2 separate regions of the Homo sapiens genome follow, and region 1 is linked to region 2. Evidence: read pairs that join two places in POLR2A ChIA-PET (ENCODE). Cell type or tissue: IMR-90. All regions are shown on one strand. Links, peaks and the distances in the headings refer to the core of each region. The heading gives the core; the rest is flanking DNA.

Region 1 (11,811 bases), core at 2,147-10,146, 88 kb after region 2:
TAAGTCAAGTCATTGTAAGTTGGGGAGCATCGGTAATAATGATAACTACATTTTAAAACAATAGGAGCTCAAGCTCTAGAGCCAGATCTCCTGGATTCAAGCTTATCTCCACCATTTACTGGTTATGGAGCATAGCCTTAGTTTTTCATCTCTAAAATAGAAACCACAATATCTAACTCATTGGGCTGTTAGGAGGATTGAATAATATAATTCATATAAAGCACTTAAAGTAACTGCCATAGGTAAATGCTAAATAAATGTGAGATCTCTCTCTTTCTCTCTCTAGGAAACAGAATGTGAGGCCCATGCCTTTTAAAAATTATTTATTTATTTTTTGGAAACAGGGTCTTTCTCTGTCGCTCAGGCTGGAGTGCAGTGGTGTGATCACAGCCCATTGCAGCCTTGACCTCCTGGGCTCAAGAGATCCTCTCATTTCAGCCTCCTAAGTAGATATAACTACAGGTGCTCACCACCATGTCAAGCTAATTTTTAAAAATTTTAAATTTTTCATAGAGATAGGGTCCTGCTTTCTTGCCCAGGCTGGTCTCAAATGCATGGCCTCAAGTGATCCTCCTGAGTTGGCCCCACAAAGTGCTGGGATTATAGGCATAAGCCACCACATCTGGCTGGCCCATGCCTTTTTGAAGCCTATAATCAAATGGAATTTTCTAGAATTTTCTAAGAGTCCTCATATTCATGATCTTATTTTGTACTTATAGCTCTTTGTAGGGTGGTGGCGGGTGGTAACTGTGTTTTATAGACAAGGAAATTGGGACTAAAAGAGTACTAGTTAGAAAATGGAAAAGGCTGGATTGGGATGCAGCTCTCCTGACATTTCATTCTTTCTACCTGGCCTTTCTACTGAGAGGCCAGAAGTGGAGGGGATAAGGATTTGGCAATCAGATAGAACAGGCTTAAAAGCCAGCTCTGCCACTTATTAACCTTGCACACACTAAGAAAAGTTGGAGGTCTCTGAGCTTTCATTTTCTCAACTGCTGAAAAGGAAAATAATTTTTCATACATTACCTAATTGAGGTAAAAAAGGATTTTAATCAAAGCTGATTAGAGTATGGTAAAATAAGCACTCATATAGGGTGAACACTGTCATTTTCTTATGAGGAATATCTCAAATACAGAAAAAGCTTTATGCACAGGGTTGTTCATCACAATACTATCTAAAAAACACAGTTTGGAAAAAACAACATGTTCAATAGCAGGAAAATAGAAAAATAAATTGTAGTATAGTCACACAATCGGGTAATATATAGCCATTAAAAACGACATTTACAAAGTTAATAACACACTGCGTTTACTGTTAGATCAATAAATCATGCCTTGTCTTCCTCTTTGAGTTTGTTTCATTTTAATCAAAGTTACACATGGATTAAAAAGACAAATAGTTCAACAACGCTTGTTAAGAAAAACAACAGTTCCCCTGGTCACCTGTCTCCAGACGCAACAATAGTCTTTAACTCCTTCTGCTGAATATTTGTTTTTTTTTATCTACCTAAAATAATAAGATTTTATTGTTACTTCTTGATTTTTTTGACACCCAGATAAAGGGACCAGAAAGAGGAGGTCTCTGCCTCTGTCCTTTTCTCAATTTTCGTAATGGAGTGAATCGATCAGCAATGCTGGAAGAATCTCTCCCACAGTGTCTGTCCCTAGGAGTGGAACACATATTCTCTCTCCACCATATAAAATGTACAAGGAAGAGAGAAGCATTTTTCTCCTAAGCTTTGAAGCGTATGAAGTAGCATAGGAGAGATGTTTCTGGTCTAATATTGAGTAGGAAAGGTAGCCAATGTGATTTCAATTAGGTTCACGTGGATAAAGGGCCAGGAGGAAACCAGCAACTGCTGTATTAGCAGTGATTCCTAGGAGGTAGATTTATAGGTAATCTTTTACTCCCCACCACCACTTCATATTTCTATAATAATCATTCCGTTCTTTTATCATAGATAAAATATTTAGTTCTAAAAAGCTGATGAAAATCCTATTTACTTTCCACAGTTGTTGTAAGGCCACACCCACAAAGAGTCTACTACGTATCAATTAGGTACCTCAGAGGTGGCAGCTTCCTTTCCTCCTTCAGCCCTGACCATCCTTGTGGCCTCTGCTCCTTGTAGAATGATGATGAGGTGAACATGTGCAGTTGGATCCAGGAGTAAATCATCAGGGTGCTATTGAACTGACATTGGTATTTGATTCTTCAGCAGTGTCACATTAGAGAACCTGCAAGGACATTAGGATCCATGATGAGGGTGGCCAGACCAGAGCTGGGCGCAGCTAACAGGAAATCTCAGCCTCCTACACCCAGGGCCACTCCTATCTACTGATGAGCCAGTCCCACACCGACCCAGCTGGGAAGAAAAAAATGGGTCCTGGGCTGGCGCGGTGGCTCATGCCTATAATCCCAGCACTTTGGGAGGCTGAGGTGGGTGGATCACCTGAGGCCAGGAGTTCAAGACCATCCTGGCCAACATTGTGAAACTCCATCTAACAATACAAAAATTAGCTGGGCGTGGTGGTGCGTGCCTGTAGTCCCAGCTACTCGGGAGGCTGAGGCAGGAGAATTGCTTGAACCTGGGAGGTGGAAGCTGCAGTGAGCCGAGATCGCGCCACTGCACTCCAGCCTGGGCGACAGAGTAAGACTCCGTCTCAAACAAACAAACAAACAAACAAACAAAACAAACCAACGAACAAACAAAACTGGTCCTGGCAGGAGAACTGTGGAGGCAGGTGAAGGGCTGAGGCTTGTGGGGACAGGGATGGCTGAGAGGGGGTTGCACCAGAAGGGGTATGAAAGAAGGTAATACTAAGGAAGCTGAGTCTCCCAGTTTAGGCTCCCCCAGAAGCAAACTCTGAAGCAAGGATTCAAGAGCAAGTAGTTGATTTGGCAAGTGCAGGGGCATGGGGAAGTGGAACAGGGACGGGAAAACCAATAAAGAATTTATACCTGTTGGCCCGGTGTAACTTAGTAGCGCCCTAGGTTATCAAGCAGTTACTCCTGTGTGCAACCGGAGCATAATCGTATGGGGAAGTTCTGAGAAATGACATAAAAGACATACCTCACAGCCATCCCATCTTAGGGGTGCAGTTGCAAGGCTATTTGTATACATATCCCTCTCATCGGTGGGTGAAGGCTGCTCCCAGGAGATGTCAATTCCCTGCCATTAGAGCCTGGTGTGCACTTGGATAGAAAAGCTTTCTGTGGTTTCTCAAACACTCCTCAAGTGAATAGAGGCAGCTCCTGGCAGTTGGAAAACTGGAGGAACACACTGAATTGGTAAGGCCCGAGGGTGGGCCCTGCTACTTACCCACCCCTGGGTTGAGGGTATGGTATCATTTCCCAGCTGGTGGGTCAGTAAAAGTTAGTTATCTTTGTAGAGTGGCCATGTAATTTATTATCAGAACTATGACACTTTTAAAAGGGGTCACTATTAACAATTATGCTGGGACAACAGGTATGAATGGGGATGTTTCCAGGCACGCCATGTGGACGGTCACTCCACCTCTCTGGATACCCTTCCTATCTAGGCCTGTAAACTTCCTCCCTCTTGCTTTTTTGTGTTAACAAGTTCTGTAGTGATTAAAATAACTGAGGAAAAGGGCAGCCAGAGTCGTATCTGTGTGGTTGGATATATGACAAAGACTATGGAAGATATAAGGGATTCATTCATTCATTCATTTGCTCACCCGTCAAACACTAAATAACTACTCTGTTCCAGGCACTGTCCTAGACTTGCAGGCCACTGAGATGCCTAGGGCAGCATCCCTCAAAAGATTCTAGTCAAGCAGATGAGACAGATGTAGAATCCGATAAATTAGAATATAGAACTGAACTGCAATGCAAATGTTTTCCTAAATTATATATGGAACACAATGATAGCACTGAGAAAAGGGAGAGAAAGAAAATGTGTGGTGGGGGACTGTCAGGAAAGACTTTCTGGAGAAGGTGAAATGTGTACTTAGAAGGATTAAAAACAGTTTCTGTAAGAGCAAGAAGTGGAAGAGTTTCTAGGCAGAGGTAATGGTATATATATAGGCAAGGATGAACAAAATGAATATTTAATTGAACACCTACTATGCACCAGCATTGTTCCAGACCATGGGGAATTACTGATGACAAGACTCCTATTTTCAAATAATTGTACACCAATGATCATTGAATGGATAAACTAAATGTAGCATATACATGCTATAAAATATTACTTAATATAAAAAAGAATAAAATGTTGATACCCGCTACAACATGGATGAACCTTGAAAACATTATGCTAAATGAAATAAGCCAGTCACAAAAGAACAATATTGCAAGATTTTATTTGTATGAATTACTGAGAATAGGCAAATTCATAAAGACAGAAAGTAAAAGAGGGGTTACCAGGGGCTGAGGGGAGAAGGGACTGGGGAGTTATTATTTAATGGGTACACAGTTTCTGTTGGGATGATGAAAATGTTCTAGAAATGGATAGTGGTGATGATTGCACAACAATGTGAATGCACTTAATGCCACTGAATTGTACATTTAAAAATGGTTAAAATGGTCAATTTCCTGTCATGTATATTTTACCACAGTTTTTAAAAATTCCTATTTTCATAGAGCCTACATTTTGGAAGAGGAGATAGACAATAAATAAATGAACAGATAATAGACCAAGATAATTCTAGATTATGATAAGTAAAATGAAGGAAAAAGAGGGATAAGATGGAGGGACTAGAGGAGTTTATTTTGGGGTCCTCAACATGTGTTTACCAACAGCAGCTTGGTACCCCTAGAGAATTAAGACTAAGAGAAGAATCTTGGGAGACAGGGCTAGAAAAGTAGTTGGAGGCCAGGATCCACATTATGGAGAATCTTGTATATTAAGATGCTTTGGCTTTATCCTGAGAATCAACGAAGAAAGGCAGTCATGTGGTTAGCTTTGGCCACAGTGCATGGGAAGCATTGGTGGGTGAAGCCAGATGCAGAAACACATGTGTAGGAGGCTGTTTCTGCTATTCTGCTCTGTGGAGGGAGGCCTCAACTTGGATGGTGGCGGAGGAAAAGAGAGGTGGAGAAGTATTCCATGTGTAGAATCAACAAGGCCTGGGAACTGGTCAAATGTGGAAGTTGAGGGGCAGGAAGGAATCCAGGTTTCTGGCTTGGGAGACTGGGTGTGTAGCGATACATCAGCTAAGCTAAGGATCAGAGCTGAAGGAAAAGACGGCGAGTTAAGATTTAACATGTTGAGTTTGAAGGGTTTGGGGAAGCTGTTGCTAGAGGGCTCTGGAATGTGGGATTGACCGGCATCAGGAATATAGATTGTAAAGCCAGTGCAGTGGCTCACGCCTGCAATCCCAGTACTTTGGGAAGCCAAGGTGGGAGGATTGCTTGAGCTCAGGAGTTTAAGACCAGCCTGGGCAACATAGGAAGCCCCCATATCTACCAAAAAAAAAAAAAATTAGCCAAGCATGGTGGTGTGCACCTGCAGTCCCAGCTACTTGGGAGATTGAGGCAGGAGGATCGCTTGAGCCTGGGAGACAGAGGTTGCAATGAGCCAAGATTGTACCACTGCACTCCAGCCTGGGTGACAGAGTGAGACCCTGCTTCTTTCTTTATATATAATGGAATCACATACACTGAAGAAGGGTTAAAAACTACAAGGATAGCTGACAATTTCTCAGATGTGAGTACAGAGTGAGAAGAGGCCAGAATCAGGACCCTGGGATACACCTAGTAGAAAACAATGGAGATGCAGGGGAAAAGAGAAAAATGATCAGCAAGGCAGGTCATCAGGAGGCAGAAATAGTCAACAGGCAATCCCCATTCTATTGAGCAGTCAGGAGGTCCAGAAATTCTTTCCTGGCCCATAAAAGGATAGGCTGAGCCTACTAAGTGCTTCCATGTTGCCAGAACTCCTGGTCCTGGCAATGACCAATCTCCATTGTAATAATTGCCAGGCTAGGACTGTCTTCCCCACTAGGCTGGAGGCTCTGTGAGGACATCCCAGGCTAGTTGCTCTCACCATTGCTTCCCTGGTGCTCCACACAGTACCTGACATGCCATAGAGGCTCAGTGCTCTGGTAGATGAGTGCATACGTGAAAGAATGATTTAGTTAATTATTTTGGGGTGTGTTGGGGTGTGTGTGTGTGGTGTGTGTGGTGTGTATGTAAGGAGGATTTAGGGTATGAGTTACTGGAATTTGCACGGACAGGTAGCAGAGCTCTGTCAGCTGACAGTTCCCCTTGTCCCAGCTTTAACTTTTCTCCCTAGCTTGGGAAATGGCAAAGCTAGCAATACGTCTGTCCCTGTGCTGCTCCGAAGATACTGCGCGTCAACCTGTGGTGTCCCTTGTGGCAGCACGGGCAGCTTCATGCAGAACACGAAGGGGGCCGTTAGCCTGTTCTTTTTCCTGGCCCCACAGAAGTTTTGGACAGGCTGCCAGGGGCTGAGCCCGCGCAGCCCCAGTGCTGAGACAGAGAGAGGCTGTGACAGGAGGTTTTGGGGTGAGCTCACGCTGCCAAACCTGGAGTGGGGCCTCCAGCTCCCCTCTAGCACTATTTGTGTCTTCCTGCCTCCTCCCAAACCACTCATCCCAGCTGGGTCATAAAGAAGAGAACAATATAGCCACATATTTATAGTCTCTGTGAATCATTGGTGACTAATTTTTCCCATTTTGTCACCCCAAATAGTTTTCTCTTTAGGCTTCCAGTGAAGGCACAACACCAACCAATCATTTCCATGAAAATGTACATTTTTATTTTAAAAAATTCCTCTCTTAACACAAAACAGAATGTTCACAAATGCAAACATTTAACTGAACAATGACCAGCTTTCTTTCTTTAAAAGTGACATTTTTATCTGCACCCAGCTCAGGAGTGGCAGAGAACTTTCTCCACTGAATCTCTGGACTAGGAGGACATTCCGAGGCTCTGTGGTCTATCTTCTTCCACCCAGGGTAGATTTAAAAATGAAAAAATAAATAAAAAAATAAAAAAATTAAAAAATTTAAAAAAGGCCGTGTGCAGTAGCTCACACCTGTAATCCTAGCGCTTTGGGAGGCCAAGGTGGGTGGATCACCTGAGGTCAGGAGTTCAAGACCAACCTGGCCAATATGGTGAAACCCTGTCTCTACTAAAAATACAAAAATTAGCCAGGCTTGCTGGTGGGTGCCTGTAATCCTAGCTACTTGGAAGGCTAAGGCAAGAGAATCGCTTAAACCCGGGAGGCGGAGGCTGCAGTGAGCCGAGATCGCGCCACTGCACTCCAGCCTGGGCGACAGAGCAAGACTCTATCTAAAAAAAAAAAAAAAAAAAAAAAATTCCCAGGGTGAAAAGTATCACTGCTATTTTCCTATTTTCCACTGTGTTTGTTGGCTGGATCTCCTTAGCAAAGAAATGGTCTTTCAGCATTTTGGTTACATATCATTATGTTCCATTTAGTAAACTCAGCTTACAAAAAGGAGGCTGGGGCAGCCAGTTTCCAATGCCCCAGTGCCTGTGACATGTTCTCATTTAATACTAATTGCTCCCTGTAAAATTTGGCCTCTTGAATTTTGTTTTTCCATGATCAGCATTCTTTATGTCTCCAACCAAAAGGCTCCATCACTCATGCATAACTCAGATAATTTATTGCATTGCCTCTGAGGAATTTCTTTCTATGGCATGTTTCTAGAAAACTCATTCAACTCCCAAATAAAACAATGGAAGGATGGATGGGATGGGGTCAGGAGAAGGATCTGGAGAGATGTGGGGTAAAAGGAGAAAATATCTAAGGATGGTGTTTAATCAGAAAACAAGATTTTCAGTTAGCATTTCTAAATTGCTGAGAAGCTGGGTATGGTGGCTCACACCTGTAATCCCAGCACTTTGGGAGGCCAAGTCAGGCAGATCACGAGGTCAAGAGATTGAGACCATCCTGGCCAACATGGTGAAACCCTGTCTCTACTAAAAATACAAAAATTAGCTGGGCATGGTGGCGGGTGCCTGTAACCCCAGCTACAGCTGAGGCAGAAGAATCGCTTGATCCCAGGAGGTGGAGGTTGCACTGAGCTGAGATCTTACCACTCCACTCCAGTCTGGGCGACAGAGTGAGACTCCATCTCAAAAAAAAAAAAAAAGAAAAAATTGCTGAGAAATGAATTGACAAAGCTGTTTAGTACAGAAGAGAGTGTTCAGCTTAGAGATGGCCCATGTGTGTGTAAGGAGGTGACAGAAAGTGTGTTGAGAAGGTGCAGCCAGCTAAGTGGTGGGCACAGGCAGGGGGAAGTGGGAGAGAGAGTGGCTGGAAGGAAGGAGAGTCAGGAGGCCATTGGGCATCTGAAGAGCAGACAGGATGGGTTCTGGGAAGCCCTGGTTTCCCCTGACGTGGCTGTGGCCCAACCAAGCTCAAGCCTCACATCCTACACCTTTCCCCGAATTACTCCAGCTAGGACTGGCTGCCTCTCTCAACTCCCATTGCGTGAATGTGTTTGTGCAATAATTTAAGCTGGCAACCCACAGCCATTTGAGGCATGCAATGTCATTTTGCCCTTGAGAGCTCAAACTTGCTACTTTGGGTTTGATTCAGTTTCTTGTTCCCAGAAGCAAATGACTTTTCACCTCTGGATCTCCACCCAAAGCATGTTTGGACCATGGACCCAGGCAGGCTTCGAGGAGCCAGATTTTCCTGCCTGCCAGTTGAGGTTTGCCCGTGCTGATTTTACACATTCCTATTAGTTTTTAATGAGTATTTTGTTTTAGCTATAAAATAGCAACTGCAGAGCCATAAACTTAGAGATCACGTGGTTGGAAGTGCATGCTTTAATTTTCAAAGTATCTCTACATAGAACCAGGTTCCTAAACCTTTATTAACGCCTATCTTTGGTCAACTACTACACAAGAATTAATTGAGTGCTTACTTTATGCAAAGCCCCAAGCTAGATACTGTATTAGTCTGTTTTCACACTGCTGATAAAGACATACCCAAAACTGGGTAATTTATAAAGAAAAAGAGGTTTAGTGGACTCACAGTTTCACGTGGCTGGGGAAGCCTCACAATCACAGTGGAAGGCAAAAGGCACATCTTCCTTGGTGGCAGGGAAGAGAGAATGAGTACCAAATGAAAGGGGTTTCCCCTTATAAAACCATCAGATCTCATGAGACTTATTCACTATCAGGGAACAATATGGGGAAAACCACCCCCATGAGTCAATGATCTCCCACTAGGTCCCTCCCACAACATGTGGGAATTATGGGAGCTATAATTCCAGATGAGATTTGGGTGGGGACACAGGAAAACCATATCAGATGCTATAGAAGGCATGAAAAAAGTCCAACCCTCCTCTCAGGATTCGAGACAGGAAAGGATTGAAGAAGTGAGTACCAACCAGTTGACTACATCAAACCAAATGTACTCTCCCACCTATTGCTGGTACTCTATTGCCTCCCCAGCCTCATTTTTTTTCACCCTGTTGCCCTCTGTGCTCCAACTATCAGAAACTGAGAAGTTTCTAAAGAAAGTTGGGATGGGCCATGAAGAAGAAGACCTTCAAGTCCAGGTGAAGGATTTGTGCTTTGTACTTACTATAGAGCCTTTGGATTATTTGATTTTGTGAGGTTTGTTTTTTTTTTTTTGGACACTAGCAATTCCATATTATTGTCAAAGGCATTTCAGAACCTAGGACTAGCTCTGACCCTTGACTAGCACTTTCCAGAGTCTTTGATATTGGAAGTGTTAACAGATGTGTGATTTTTTTTTTTCCCAGTCAGGCAAAAAAGGGTAGTAGTCTCAAAGGAACCACATAACAAAGATACCAAATACTTGACTTTTGAGGCCCAAGGCCTCAATGCAGGTGTGAGACAGGAGTGATGGGTACCTAGTGGGTACTGTGCTCACTACCTGGGTGACAGATCATTTGTACCCCTAACCTCAGCATCATACAATAAACCCATGTAACAAACCTACACATGGAGTCTGAATCTAAAATAAAAGTTGAATTTGTTTGTTTGTTTGTTTGTTTGTTTTGTTTGTTTGTTTGAGATGGAGTTTCGCTCTTGTTGCCCGGGCTGCAGTACAATGGAGCGATCTTGGCTCACTGCAACCTCCGCCTCCCGGGTTCAAGCGATTCTCCTGCCTCAGCCTCCCGAGTAGCTGGGATTACAGGCATGCGCCACCACGCCTGGCTAATTTTGTATTTTTTTTTAAGTAGAGATGGGGTTTTACCATGTTGTCAGGCTGGTCTCGAACTCCTGAACTCAGGTGATCCACCCGCCTCGGCCTCCCAAAGTGCTGGGATTACAGGTGTGAGCCACCGTGCCTGGCCGAAAGTTGAAATTATTTTGAAAAGATATGATATGTAAAATCTTTATTTAATAGTTCTCCCTGTCCCCTGCCCCACCCCAGATCAATACCCTCTAAGCTGGAGAGGAGCAAGAGAGTTTAGGGAGCTAGATGCATCTTGGGAGGCCTGAGACCTGTTTCCTTTTGGGTCTTGGCGTGGAGGAGATGACAGGACACTCCTACAAGGACGGGGTTCAGGGAGGTGAGGACCATGTGTCACTTCCCTGGGAAAGCCTCGAGTGGTGCTGAGCCTCAGAGGGTCCTCTGGCACCATGGTGTGGAAGCTGCAGAGCAGAAGTAGAATGTGGCATGTCTAGGCAGAGAACCCCTGACCCCCATCCTACCCCTAGCCCTCCTTCTCACCCCAAACATCCAGGTTTACATGGCTCTTCCAGGGGGTGGAAGTGAGCACAGAGAGTAACCTCCAGGAAGCTGCCAGCCTGCAAAGGGGCTTTCAGCAGGAATGGGGGCATGGAGCAGAGAGGACGCTGCCAAAGGGAGCATCTGCCAGGATTGAACAAGGGCAGCCCCTGTAATGGCTTGGAAAAGGGACGTGTTTAAGGACCAGACAGAAACATGCTACATCTCAAAAAAAGAACTCGGGGCAGATTGAGCAGAGACATAGCCTCCCTTTTCCATGGATGCTCCAGATCCCGCCCTTGGCATCAACTCTGGGGAGTGAGTAAGAATGAAAATCTTAAATTTAATAGAATTGAATACTAAAATGATTGAGAAAATGACTTAAGGGACTGTTTTACTTGGAAGTAACTATACTAGTTTTTCTGCATCAGCCAAAATAAGAGCTTGAAATGAAAAATGAGACCAATTACAGAAAAATAAAGAAAATGACCTTGTACCTAGAGGAGCCTTCTGACTAGGGAAATCAAACCTTGCATTGATCAGGGGTTCAGGGGTTCACTACCTACACATGCCACACTCCATTTCTGCTGCCACACCGTGGTGGCCAAGAGGACCCTCTTCCAGCCGGTGCCCCATCCCATCCACTGAAACGTGCTAAACTGTGCTCCTATTTACAGAACTATGAGCCTTGTAAGAAAGCCAGCAACTGGCCAGGTGCAGTGGCTCATGCCTCTAGTCTCAGAACTTTGGGAGGCCAAAGTAGGTGGATCACGAGGTCAGGAGTTCGAGACCAGCCTGGGTAACATGGTGAAACCCTGTCGCTACTAAAAATACAAAAATTAGCAGGGCGTGGTGGCATGCGCCTGTAATCCCAGCTACTCGAGAGGCTGGGACAAGAGAATTGCTTGAACCCTGGAGGTGGAGGTTGCAGTGAGCCGAGATCGCGCCACTGCACTCCAGTCTGGGCGACAGAGCAAGACTCCGTCTTGGATTAAAAAAAAAAAAAAGAAAGCCAGGAATTTGTAGCCTAAAAATAATAAAGCTAAAAGGGACTTTAATGATTGTTTGATCCAACCTCTTCATTTTAACAATGAAGAAACCAGGGCCTGAGAAGGAACATGACTTGCTCAGGGTCCCAACACAA
Region 2 (11,811 bases), core at 2,168-10,167:
CATTATACTAAGTGAAGAAGACACAAAAGGTCACGTATTGCATAATTTCATTTATATGAAATATTCAGAATAGGCAAATCCATAGAAATGAAAGCAGACTGGTGGTTGCCAGAGGCTGGGTAGAAGGGAGCAACTGCTTAATGGTACACAGTTTCCTTTGAGGTGATAAAAATGTTTTGAAACTAGACAGCAGTGGTGGTGGCACAACACATGAATGTACTCAATGCCACTGATTTGTCCACTTTAAAATGCTTAATTTCTTGTACAGTAAATTTCACCTCAATTAAAAAAAAAACAGATATATATCAAATGGCTATTTTTTTTCCCAACTATCCACAGTGGAGGTCATTTACAAATGACCACAATGGAAATTTCAATTAATTTTGCAGGGCAATTGCCAAGTCAATCCTAAGCCAAAAGAACAAAGCTGGAGGCATCACACTACCTGACTTCCAACTATACTACAAGGCTACAGTAACCAAAACAGCATGGTACTGGTACCAAAACAGAGAGAGAGACCAATGGAACAGAACAGAGCCCTCAGAAATAATACCACACATCTACAACCATCTGATCTTTGACAAACCTAACAAAAACAAGAAATGGGGAAAGGATTCCCTATTTAATAAATGGTGCTAGTGCTGGCAAAACTGGCTAGCCATATGTAGAAAGCTGAAACTGGATCTCTTCCTTACACCTTATACAAAAATTAATTCAAGACGGATTAAAGACTTAAATGTTAGACCTAAAACCATAAAAACCCTAGAAGAAAACCTAGGCAATACCATTCAGGACATAGGCATGGGCAAGGACTTCATGTCTAAAACACCAAAAGCAATGGCAACAAAAGCCAAAACTGACAAATGGGATCTAATTAAACTAAAGAGCTTCTGCACAGCAAAAGAAAGTACCATCAGAGTGAACAGGCAACTTACAGAATGGGAGACAATTTTTGCCATCTACTCATCTGACAAAGGGCTAATACCCAGAATCTACAAAGAACTCAAACAAATTTACAAGAAAAAAATCAAACAACCCCATCAAAAAGTGGGCGAAGGATATGAACAGACACTTCTCAAAAGAAGACATTTATGCAGCCAACAGACACATGAAAAAATGCTCATCATCACTGGCCATCAGGGAAATGCAAATCAAAACCACAATGAGATACCATCTCACACCTGTTAGAATGGCGATCATTAAAAAGTCAAGAAACAACAGGTGCTGGAGAGGATGTGGAGAAATAGGAACACTTTTACACTGCTGGTGGGACTGTAAACTAGTTCAACCATTGTGGAAGACAGTGTGGCGATTCCTCAAGGATCTACAGCTAGAAATACCATTTGACCCAGCCATCCCATTACTGGGTATATACCCAAAGGATTATAAATCATGCTGCTATAAAGACACATGCACACATGTTTATTGTGGCACTATTCACAATAGCAAAGACTTGGAACCAACCCAAATGTCCATCAATGATAAACTGGATTAAGAAAATGTGGCACATATACACCATGGAATACTATGCAGCCATAAAAAAGGATGAGTTCATGTCCTTTGTAGGGACATGGATGAAGCTGGAAACCATCATTCTCAGCAAACTATTGCAAGGACAAAAAACCAAATACCACGTATTCTCACTCATAGGTGGGAATTGAACAATGAGAACACTTGGACACGGGAAGGGGAACATCACACATCGGGGCCTGTCGTGGGGTCGGGGGAGAGGGGAGGGATAGCATTAGGAGATATACCTAATGTAAATGACGAGTTAACGAGTGCAGCACACCAACATGGCACATGTATACATATGTAACAAACCTGCACGTTGTGCACATGCACCCTAGAACTTAAAGTATAATTTAAAAAAAATAAAAAATAAATTTTGCAGGGCAAGCTTCTGATTATAATACAATAAAACTAAGAGTAATTCAAAACAAACAACCCTAAAGATTTGAAATTCTTAAGCCTTCCTAAATAACTGTTGAATTAATGAAAAAATTAAAAATATATAAGACTTGTAGTTCCCATATGCTGATGTTAATCCAGATTACCAGGGGGTGGGGAGCTTGTTAAAAATGCAGAAGCTCAGGCCCTATACCCAGTGTTAAGTAGAATTGGAATATCTGCATTTTTAATAAGCCTGCCAGCTGAGACTGATATTCACCAAAGTTTAGAACCAGTGCAACAGAATATTTAGAAAAAATATAAAGACATCGCATATCAAAAGTTACAGGATTCATACAAAGCTGTACTGAAATAGTTTCTAAAATAGTATTTAAATAAACAGAACATAAACTAAGCAATGCAAATTTTAAAATCAAGCAGTCAAATTTTTAAAATAAAAGGTGTGATTAAAAAACAAAAATAGAAATATGGATGACAGTAAAAATGATTGATTAGATAACAACACACAGAAAGGGTCAGGCACATTGACTCATGCTTACAATCCCAGCACTTTGGGAAGCCAAGGTGGGAGGATCACTTGAGTCTAGGAGCTCCAGCCCAGCCTAGGTGGCAGTGAGACCCTGTCTCAAAGAAAAAAAAAAGAAAGCAGGAAAGAAAGAAAAGAAAAGAAAAGAAAAAAAGAAAACACAGAAAAAACAGCGGAACTTTAAAATGAGCTTGGTTCTTTATGAAAAAATTTACAAAGTCCTAACAATTCTAATAAAATAAAGAATTATCAAATAGGTAAAAGCAGAATTAGGAAATTTAATCATTTTTAATAAAGCAAGAAAAATAGTTTGTCAGCAAACTGAAAAAATACAACTCATCTAGACAACTCTAAGGAGTTACTTTATCAAAAATATAAGAAATTATATGTCAGTAAAAAAAATCAGAAAAAAATTAATTGTAACATTAGTTATATAATCTACCACTTGGTTGAAAAAAATAAAATTTGGGGAAAGTTTTAACAAAATGCAATGGACTTGAAATTCTTTCTGTTAAAGAAGACTTTTGTTCTTTCATGCCACTTCACTAATAAGAGAAATAAATACACTTTATTGTCCTCAATTCAAAAGCAAATCTCAAAATAATATAAATGATTCTAAATTACTCACTTTCCAGGCTTAAAAAAAGTCAAAATATTTCCTTATTAACTTTACTATTGAGGTTAACTTTTCATTTTAATGTCATTTTGGTAGAGTGTTTAGCCTGTTATTCAACACTGAGAACCAATAAATAACGGTGATTAGCAAAGAGTAGATAAGAATTAAGTGCTATTCACAATAATTAACATAGTAAATATAATGAATGAATCTTTCTTGTTTTAATAAAAGGGGCACAGCCCTTTTGTCTTTAGGGTGTACAGTAGTTTCCTATCGCTGCTGTAACAAGTTACTTGGTGGCTTAAAACAGAAAGTTATTCTCTTCCACTCCTAGAGGCCAAAAAAAGTCTGAAAGCAGTATCATTAGAACAAAAGCAAGGTCACACTCCCTCCAAAGGCTCCAGGTGAGAATCTGTTCCTTGCTTATTCCAGCTGTTGATGGCTGTGGGAATGCCTTGACTTGTGGCCGTTAACACTCAAATCTCTACCTCCTGGTCCAACTGCCTCCTCCTCCTCTGTGTACGTATAATCTCCCTCTGCCTCACTTTGATAAACATACACAGGATTGCTTTTAGGGACCACTCACATAATCCAGGATAAGTGCCCTAGACATCAAGATCCTCAATTTAATTACAAAAACCATTTTTTTTAACATACAAGGTAACATTTCACAGGTTCCAGGATTAGGACTTGAATATTTTAGAGAACCATTTTCAGCCTACCACAGAGGATCTCTTTAAAAACCTAACAGGCCTGGCCAGGCATGGTGGCTCATGCCTGTAATCCCAGCTCTTTGTGGGCAGACTGCTTGAGCTCAGGAGTTTGAAACCAGCCTGGGAAACATGGCAAAATTCCATCTCTATGTAAAAAATAAAACAAAAAGTAAATAAAAATTTAAAAAGAACAAAAACAAAAAAACCCTAATAGGCCAAGCCTTTTCGTCAGGAATTAGATACTATCCTAGTCTCCAGATTTACAATGACAAGGTCATAGGCCTTCTGACCCTAGACACTGCAAACAAACACCACTGAAATTAACTCGGGAATTTCATCAGGTGCACAGGAAACTATCACAGGGTATATCCATTTGCCCCAAGAATACAAGAGAAGTTTTGTCTGTTTCACTGTATGAGTTAAATTCTGCTCAAATTTTGTAGTCTCAAACTACCTATCTGCACGTATCTGACATGCAAATAAAAACAGAGCGTTCTTTCTCTTCTACATTGGTAAGAAGGGGTCTTTTTGTTGGCAAGATTTTCTTATTGCCCCAACATACTTTATAGAGTTGGGTAATAATAAACTAAGTTTTTAAATAAATTTGAGACAAACTACTTTCCAAAGGCAGCAAAATTTATTTTTATCCTCTAAATTTTTCCAGACACACAATTTCAAGACCCACTAGCCCTTGAATCTCCTCCAGAATCAAGCAGTTTCATTCCATAAAATCAAAATAAATTCCAGATGAATTAAAGAGTTACATGTAAAATATGAAAACATTATAGAATTACAATAGGAAAATGGGCCAAGAATCAAGAGTCACATACAAAAATGAACACTAAAAAAAAAGGGAAAGAAATCAGACTAATATGTAGCATGACACCATGTTTCCAATTACTTTTTCATATTTGACAATGATAGTATCCAGCAAAGTGAGGGCATAGGAAAATAAGGCCTCAAACATACAATTGCTAAGAGAATCAACTGATAGAGCCCTTTTAAAAGGCAAATTCAGCATGGCTGGCAAATTATAAAACACATATACATTTTTACACAATAATTTCATTCTAATCTATCCTACAAAAGTACTCATAAAAGTAAGAAAAGATAAAAATGCTCACGGAGGCACTATTTGTATGTGAAAATTAGAAATAGTATAAACGTCCATCAACAGAGAAATGGTTAAATTATGGCATAGCCATATAACTGGAATATTATGCAACCAGTTTTTAAAAAGTGAAGCACAGTCATCTAATATCCATGGGGGATCTGTTCCAGGGCCTCTTGAGGACATCAAAATCAACATATGCACAAGTTCCTTATATAAAATGACATCATATTTGCATATAGCCTGCTCACATCCTCCAAAATACTTTATCTCTAAATTACTCATAGTATCTAATACAATGTAAATGCTATATAAATAGTTATATTGTTTAGGGAACAATGACAAGAAAAAAGTCTGTACATGTTCAGTGCAGAGGCAATTCTTTTTCAAATATTTTTGATCCATGGTTGGTTGAATCTATGAATGCAAAACCTGTGGATACAGAGGGGCTGACTATACATTAACATAAGCAGTCATTCAGAAAGGTAGACATGACCCGTGAAGTGAAGAAAGCAACTTACAAAATAATGAATGACTCTGTTTTTAATTAAAGGAGAAAACAAAAAAAGAAATCTCTATGTATGATAACGTTTATATATTAATAGAAACCATGTTTTCAAAAAATCTTATGACATGGGAAAATCCTAATAATATAAAGTGAAAAAAGTAGGTTACAAAATTGTATAGGTAATGACATAAATAAAAGTAGCATAATAAAAATAAACATGGTTATCAACTATCTCTGAGTAATGTAATTCTGATCTGTTCTTCATATATTTTTTATAAATATATAAATGTATAAATATTACTTATATAGCATTCAAGTTGACTTTTTTTATTAAGAGAGAGGATCTTGCTATGTTGCCCAAACTGGTGTTGAACTCCTGAGCAACTAAAGCAATCCTCCTGCCTCAGCCTCCCAAGTAGCTGGCACTCCCAAGTAGCTGGTCAGGAGAGATTCTAACCCTAAAAAATACCAAGAGATTGGGTATAATGATGTGAGTTCATGTACAAAGAAGACTTTTTAAAACTATCTATTTACCAAAACTTATCTATGCTAAAGAATGCTCCCTATTCAGACTGGTTACTTTGAATATGTTTATTCTCATGTTCTACTACCAAAAAATTTTTGAACTTTTATAGTTTAAAATTTCCTTTGATCAGCTCACGTAACACAAAAAAAGGTAATTCTTATAACATAATCACCCAACCTTATCACGCAGGCTAGCCCCGAAATAGATTTTGGTTCATTCTAAACAACTCTAGCTTCAAAGGACAAAGCTTTAGCACAAGCTCTGTCAGTTAAAAGACTATGCTGCAACTTTCAACTTGTCTGGGGACAAGGAATAGACCCTGGTTTCAGAAGTTTCCCCCAGATAAACTTAAGTATTCATTGTCATCAGCACTGCCTTTCCAGTTCACTCATGGTCTTCCTGAGCAGAAGGGTCCTCCCCTCAGTCACAATTCTCAAAATCCTACCATCTCTTCAATGCTAAGCTCAAGATACACCTGCTTAGTGAAGCTGTGCCCCTTTTGAACTCTAGAAGCATCTTATCACCTGTACTACTGACTTGGTCAGCATGTGTTATTTTTATACGGACATTCTTTTCATATACTCTAACTTTCCAATTATACACTTTCATCTCCAGTGCAACTTACTGGAGATACAAACTGAGTGCCCCATCCAAGAAACACAATAGGTGCTTGTTTTCTTTTGTTGTATATAAAGACTGGGACAGCATTAATTTGAGCCTATTGGACTCCAGTGGGCCTTGAATGGCTGCCTGCAAATAATGGGTTTTATCCTACAGTAATGGAGAGTAACTGAAAGTTCTGAGTTCAAAAATGATGTGATAAAAGTTTAATTTAGGCCGGGCGCGGTGGCTCACGCCTGTAATCCCAGCACTTTGGGAGGCCGAGGCGGGCGGATCACGAGGTCAGGAGATCGAGACCATCCTGGCTAACACAGTGAAACCCCGTCTCTACTAAAAAACACAAAAAAATTAGCCGGGCGTGGTGGCGGGCGCCTGTAGTCCCAGCTACGCGGGAGGCTGAGGCAGGAGAATGGCGTGAACCCGGGAGGCGGAGCTTGCAGTGAGCCGAGATCGCGCCACTGCACTCCAGCCTGGGCGACAGAGCGAGACTCCGTCTCAAAAAAAAAAAAAAAAAAGTTTAATTTAGAAAAAGTGGTCCACAGCAGCCAGATTAGAGGAGGGTAATAATGTCTACAGCAAGGAAGATAGTTGGCCCAACCCAAAGGGTTAAGTAAAGGGCTTTAAAGTCAGAAAGCACTGACTTCTCCAACACTTCCTTGCTCTGTGACAATGGGCAAGTTATGGCTTTCCTTACCAGTAAAACAAAGATGATAAAATCAGACCTGGGCCAGGCCTGGTGGCACACACCTGTAGTCTCAGCCACTCAGGAGGCTGAGGCAGGAGGACCGCTTCAGCCTAGGAGTTCAAGACAAGTGGAGGCAACATAGTGAGACCCCGTTTCAAAAAACAAACAAACAAAACACCAACAACAACAAAAACACCAAAAACTAACTAGAAACAAATAAAAAAAAATCTAGGTCTTACCATGGTGGGCATTACATGAAATAATGCATGCAGCGCACATACCACAATGCCTGTCAAAGGGTAAGCACACTGCACTCTGAGACCAATTCTCTGACACCAACTAGGTGTCCTACAATTCAACTCAATTCTGACACTACCTGGAGTTCGTATCAGATCCCACAAGTTAAAGAGCAAGGTTTCCAACAAGACTGCCCTCACTTCAGTTATCCCCATGCTATCCACACTAATGTCCAACTTGGCTACAAATTCAGAGATTCCCAAAACCTCCCTTCAGTTTCAACGATTCTCACAGAAATCAGTGAAAGCACTATACAATCACAGTTTCATTATAAAGGCTACAACTCAGGAACAGCCCAATGGAAGAGGTGCACAGAGCAAGGGCAAGGTCTAGGAAAGAGGGCAGAGGGATGCAAAGCTTCCCTGCTCTCCCCTGAAGAAATCCAGGTGTCATCTTCCTAGCAAACCAGTATGTTCACTGCTATTCCAGGGTTTTTATATGGGGCTTCATGACCTAGGCATCAGTGATTAAATCACTAGCCAGATGACTGGGCTCTGCTATCTAGTCACTGCCCCCTCCCCAGAGACCAGGGGATGGGGCTAAAAGTTCCAAGGTCTCTCTGATGTGGACAGCTCCTTTCCTGAACTATCTAAGGGCCCACCCAGAGTCACCTTATTAGGATAAACTCAGGTGTGGTCAAAAGAGACTCTTGTTATGAATAACAAAAGATACATCTATAAGGAAATCCCAAGATTTTTTGAAGCTCATTGTCAGGAACCGAAGACAAAAGCCAGATATAATAGATTCTTCATCATATCACATACACAAGAAATGGAGACTATTATTTCAGAAACCGACTAGTAGACTACTGAAGTAACGCAAGCATAAAGATCAGGAGAAAAAACATCAAAAGCATTACAAAAGCAGCAGCAATAGAAAAAGGCTGAGGGGGAGGGTGTCGAAATTATCTAAGAAGGTTCAAGCCTGGACAATTAAATAAACAGAGACAGACATAACCTGGCAGGTAACTGAATATGGGATTGAGAATGAATTTAGTTTTAATCAAATTGAGACTGAGGTGGCAGCCAGAGATTGCAGATGAACACTGGGCAGATGGAGATCATGAGCCTAGAGATGAGAGAGGACATGGCCAGAATCAGTTGTCAGTTATTCACACAGATGAACCCCCGCTGGACTCCCCAAACCCTCACTGTTTCAAAAGGAGGATACTAGCTAATGGTATCACATAAGCTCCTATGTCAAACAAAAGCAAGTTACTGCATGCAGCAGAAAGTGTAAGGGATAACCTCCAAAAAATTTAATATTTTCGACTCTAAACAAAATGGTACCTAATCTTTAAAATAAAGATCCAAAAAGAATCACACAACCAAATGCCAAACAGAAATGCTGGGTTTGTTCTTTCACAGAAATGTGTTATTTTATTTTCTAAAAAAGGACATTTATCTCCCTCCAATAGAAATGAATGCTTATTTTTCAATGAAAAGGTTATAGAACAAGCATAGAACATGTCAACAATACAACATAAACAGGAACAAACTATGATCAATTCAAAAAGCTTTGTGTTCAGATATATGAAGCAAGACAAAAACCTCAAGCATCTAAATCATTACAAAGACTTACCCAAAGCTTTTAGAGTCCTGCTTTATGAAGTACGTGCAGTAGCTAGAAACTGCCTCGTTAATTGACCATGGGTTCAGAAGCACCACAATTTCCCTTCCCCTGGAATGCATATATCACATCATCCATTTGTTGCCAGCTTCCCAGAAGAGAGTACCCACTCTGTTTTTCAGCCTGTGAACAGGACAAATGGGAGAAAAAAAGAGAAAGCAGAGTTTGGGAACAGTGCACCGGGCTCATCAGATGGTTCATGGAGTAAACAGATTACGGGCCCAGGGACCTGAAACATCTGAGTACTGAATGGATTAATGCACAGGGCAACTCAGGAAGCTGGGTCATAGTGCTTAGGAAGGGAATGCCAAAAGACTGAGGTGAGAGCCCAATATGCATGCCACCTCTACAAAGTTCCAGAGAGAGAGGGCAGCTGAAATGTTAACACTGGCCAGGTCCTTGGAGCTTCTGCTTCTCCCTGAGCCAGAATGTGAACAGCAAGGGCAAAATCACAGCCTAGATCCCAACCCAAGAAAAAACAGGTAAGGGGCAGCTCCTTTCCCCCACACTTTGTAACACATAGGGTATTCAAGTTTCAAAGATGGCTAGAGGAACCCAAAGACCTTCCTAAAGAAGGAAAGCAAGCATGACCACATGCTGCTCATTTCCTGGATCCTGATTCTACTGCCAAATTACAAAAACCATTTTATTTTGCATAAAACTTTAAAATACGTTTGCAGTAGAGAAACTCTTGCTTTTGTTTATAGTAATTTCCTTATATCAGAATGAATGTTACTCAGTTATAAATATAAGTATATACATACCTACATTTATAGGTATATAGGTAAGCTTCTTACATTCACACAGTAGACTTTGCACTGAGGCTTACTTTCATTATCCTAATGGCATAGTAGCTGGGAATGCCCCTGTCTTGAAGGACCCACCAACCCAATCCAACTACACTATTCACAGTAGACCAAGGTTTTCCCTTGGACCAGTACTGATTTTGGGAGATTTAAATTCTCAGTTTCTGAGTATCCTTTCTTCAGACTCAACCAGTTCACCAGGTATATTCCACTTCCACCCACCATCACTCTCCACTCCCAATAAAACACTTAAGTAAAACAATAAATACTGAGGGTCAGAAGGAAAAGTCAATTTAAATAACATCCTTGAGACATCATTCCAGTTCCTCCCTCTTCCTCAATCACCCTACCTCCCTACTCATCCAAAAATTGCTCTTGAAACTCCCAACAGCTATTCCTAGATTAGGCAAAATCCAACCCTTCCCAGTTCCTACTCCCTGAGGAGCATGCCCAAATCTACCAAGGTCCTTGGCAGCACTAAAGCCTTCTGTCTATCAAGATCCACCCTCCAAATTGTTTTAAAGCAAAAAGATCATAGCACACTTCCAGCCCTAATGCTTCTTCCTAGTACAAAGCCAGACAGAGCAGGGTCTTCTCAACCACTGTTTACTGAATTGAATTACCAGGATGCTATTCTAACTAACTGCTCACCATATCAAACTTCTACATTTCCCTTTCTCAGAGCAGCAAGGTCACTGCATATTAGAAATGTCTACCTCTCCAAAAGCAACTATTGTCAGCTACTACACTCTATTCTTTCCAATTATTGCCAGTGAAACTTACAACCTAACAACCAAGTGAAAAGTTGCCTCTTTTTTTTTTTTTAACAATATGAAATGAAGTCTCAGGAAGGCAAAATTAGTTGCCCACAGTCTTCTAATAAAGAGTTTTTTAAAAAGAATTCTTATGTTATACGAGGTACTATGAGAAGTGTGTAACTTACAACATCTCTTTTAATCCTCACACTAACCATGCAAAGAAAATAATACTATAAATTCCTTTTTATAGGAAGTAACACACGCTTAGGTTAAAAAATAAAATTCCGTGACCCAAATCGCAACAGTAAATGGGATTCAAACTCAGGCTAAATTTGGAGTTCAATCTGTTAAAGGATAACTGAAAGAAACAAACAAAAAGGTGGCACTGTGTCTCTCATGCAAATATAAAATCAACACCTCTATCTATAACTCTAATTAGGGAACAAATAAGATGTTCCAATTGGTTCAAATGAGAATCCAAAGAGCAGACACATACTTAGGCAATGGGAAATACTGAAATGAATTTGCTTAACAGATAAAAAACTGGCTTCTTCCACAAAAGAGAAAAAGAAAACCATTGTACTTCCAACAAACATCCTTTGCATGTAAAAGGGCAAGAATAATTTGTATTATTGTTATTCACAACTTACAAGGTTGTAAAATACATCAAAAACAATGAAAGCTACAGACTACAGAGTAGTAACCAAGAAAATTGCTCTAGCCAGCACCTGGGTTCCACTGAAGCTATTCAGTAATCCTTTTGTTAGGTTTCAGACTTTCACAAATTTTCCTTACACAGATCTGAACTGCTACACTTTTTTTTCTTTTAGATAAGGATCCACAGCTCCAAGATCTCTGACAACCACTAAAGAAAACTGGAGTTAATCCCCTCCATAAAACTAATCTTTCACAAAGATAAATTTTTCTCTACCAGGTACTAAGCCAGAAATTATATTATTAATTTATATCTCAATGCAGAAATAAAGTAATTCACTATACTGTCAAACCTCTTAAGAAATCTAAAACTAAAGAGAGTTTGGTTTTACTGAGCAATGACCCACAGAATTCTCTCTGGAGAAATAAAGACATAGTTAAGCTGTCACT

Evidence for each region. ChIA-PET counts read pairs that join two places held together with the same protein. Peaks named below come from ENCODE experiments on the same cell type or tissue, not always from the same donor. Only the 100,000 strongest peaks of a DNase experiment are listed, where the experiment ranks them.
Region 1: POLR2A ChIA-PET joins it to region 2 with 15 read pairs; 4 of 35 experiments call an interaction of 5 or more read pairs at or near these places.

Annotation. Positions count from the first base shown.
Region 1 is chr2:30,368,779-30,380,589 of GRCh38, reverse strand. No RefSeq gene overlaps it. Among named protein-coding and RNA genes, the nearest start is that of LINC01936, 28 kb to the right of the region's middle. In IMR-90, for the core only: no CTCF peak of the experiment used is centred there; a DNase peak (open chromatin) is centred at 6,649; H3K27ac peaks cover 1,365 bases.
Region 2 is chr2:30,457,007-30,468,817 of GRCh38, reverse strand. All of the region lies in intron 1 of LCLAT1 (lysocardiolipin acyltransferase 1), which reads right to left. Among named protein-coding and RNA genes, the nearest start is that of LCLAT1, 16 kb to the right of the region's middle. In IMR-90, for the core only: no CTCF peak of the experiment used is centred there; no DNase peak of the experiment used is centred there.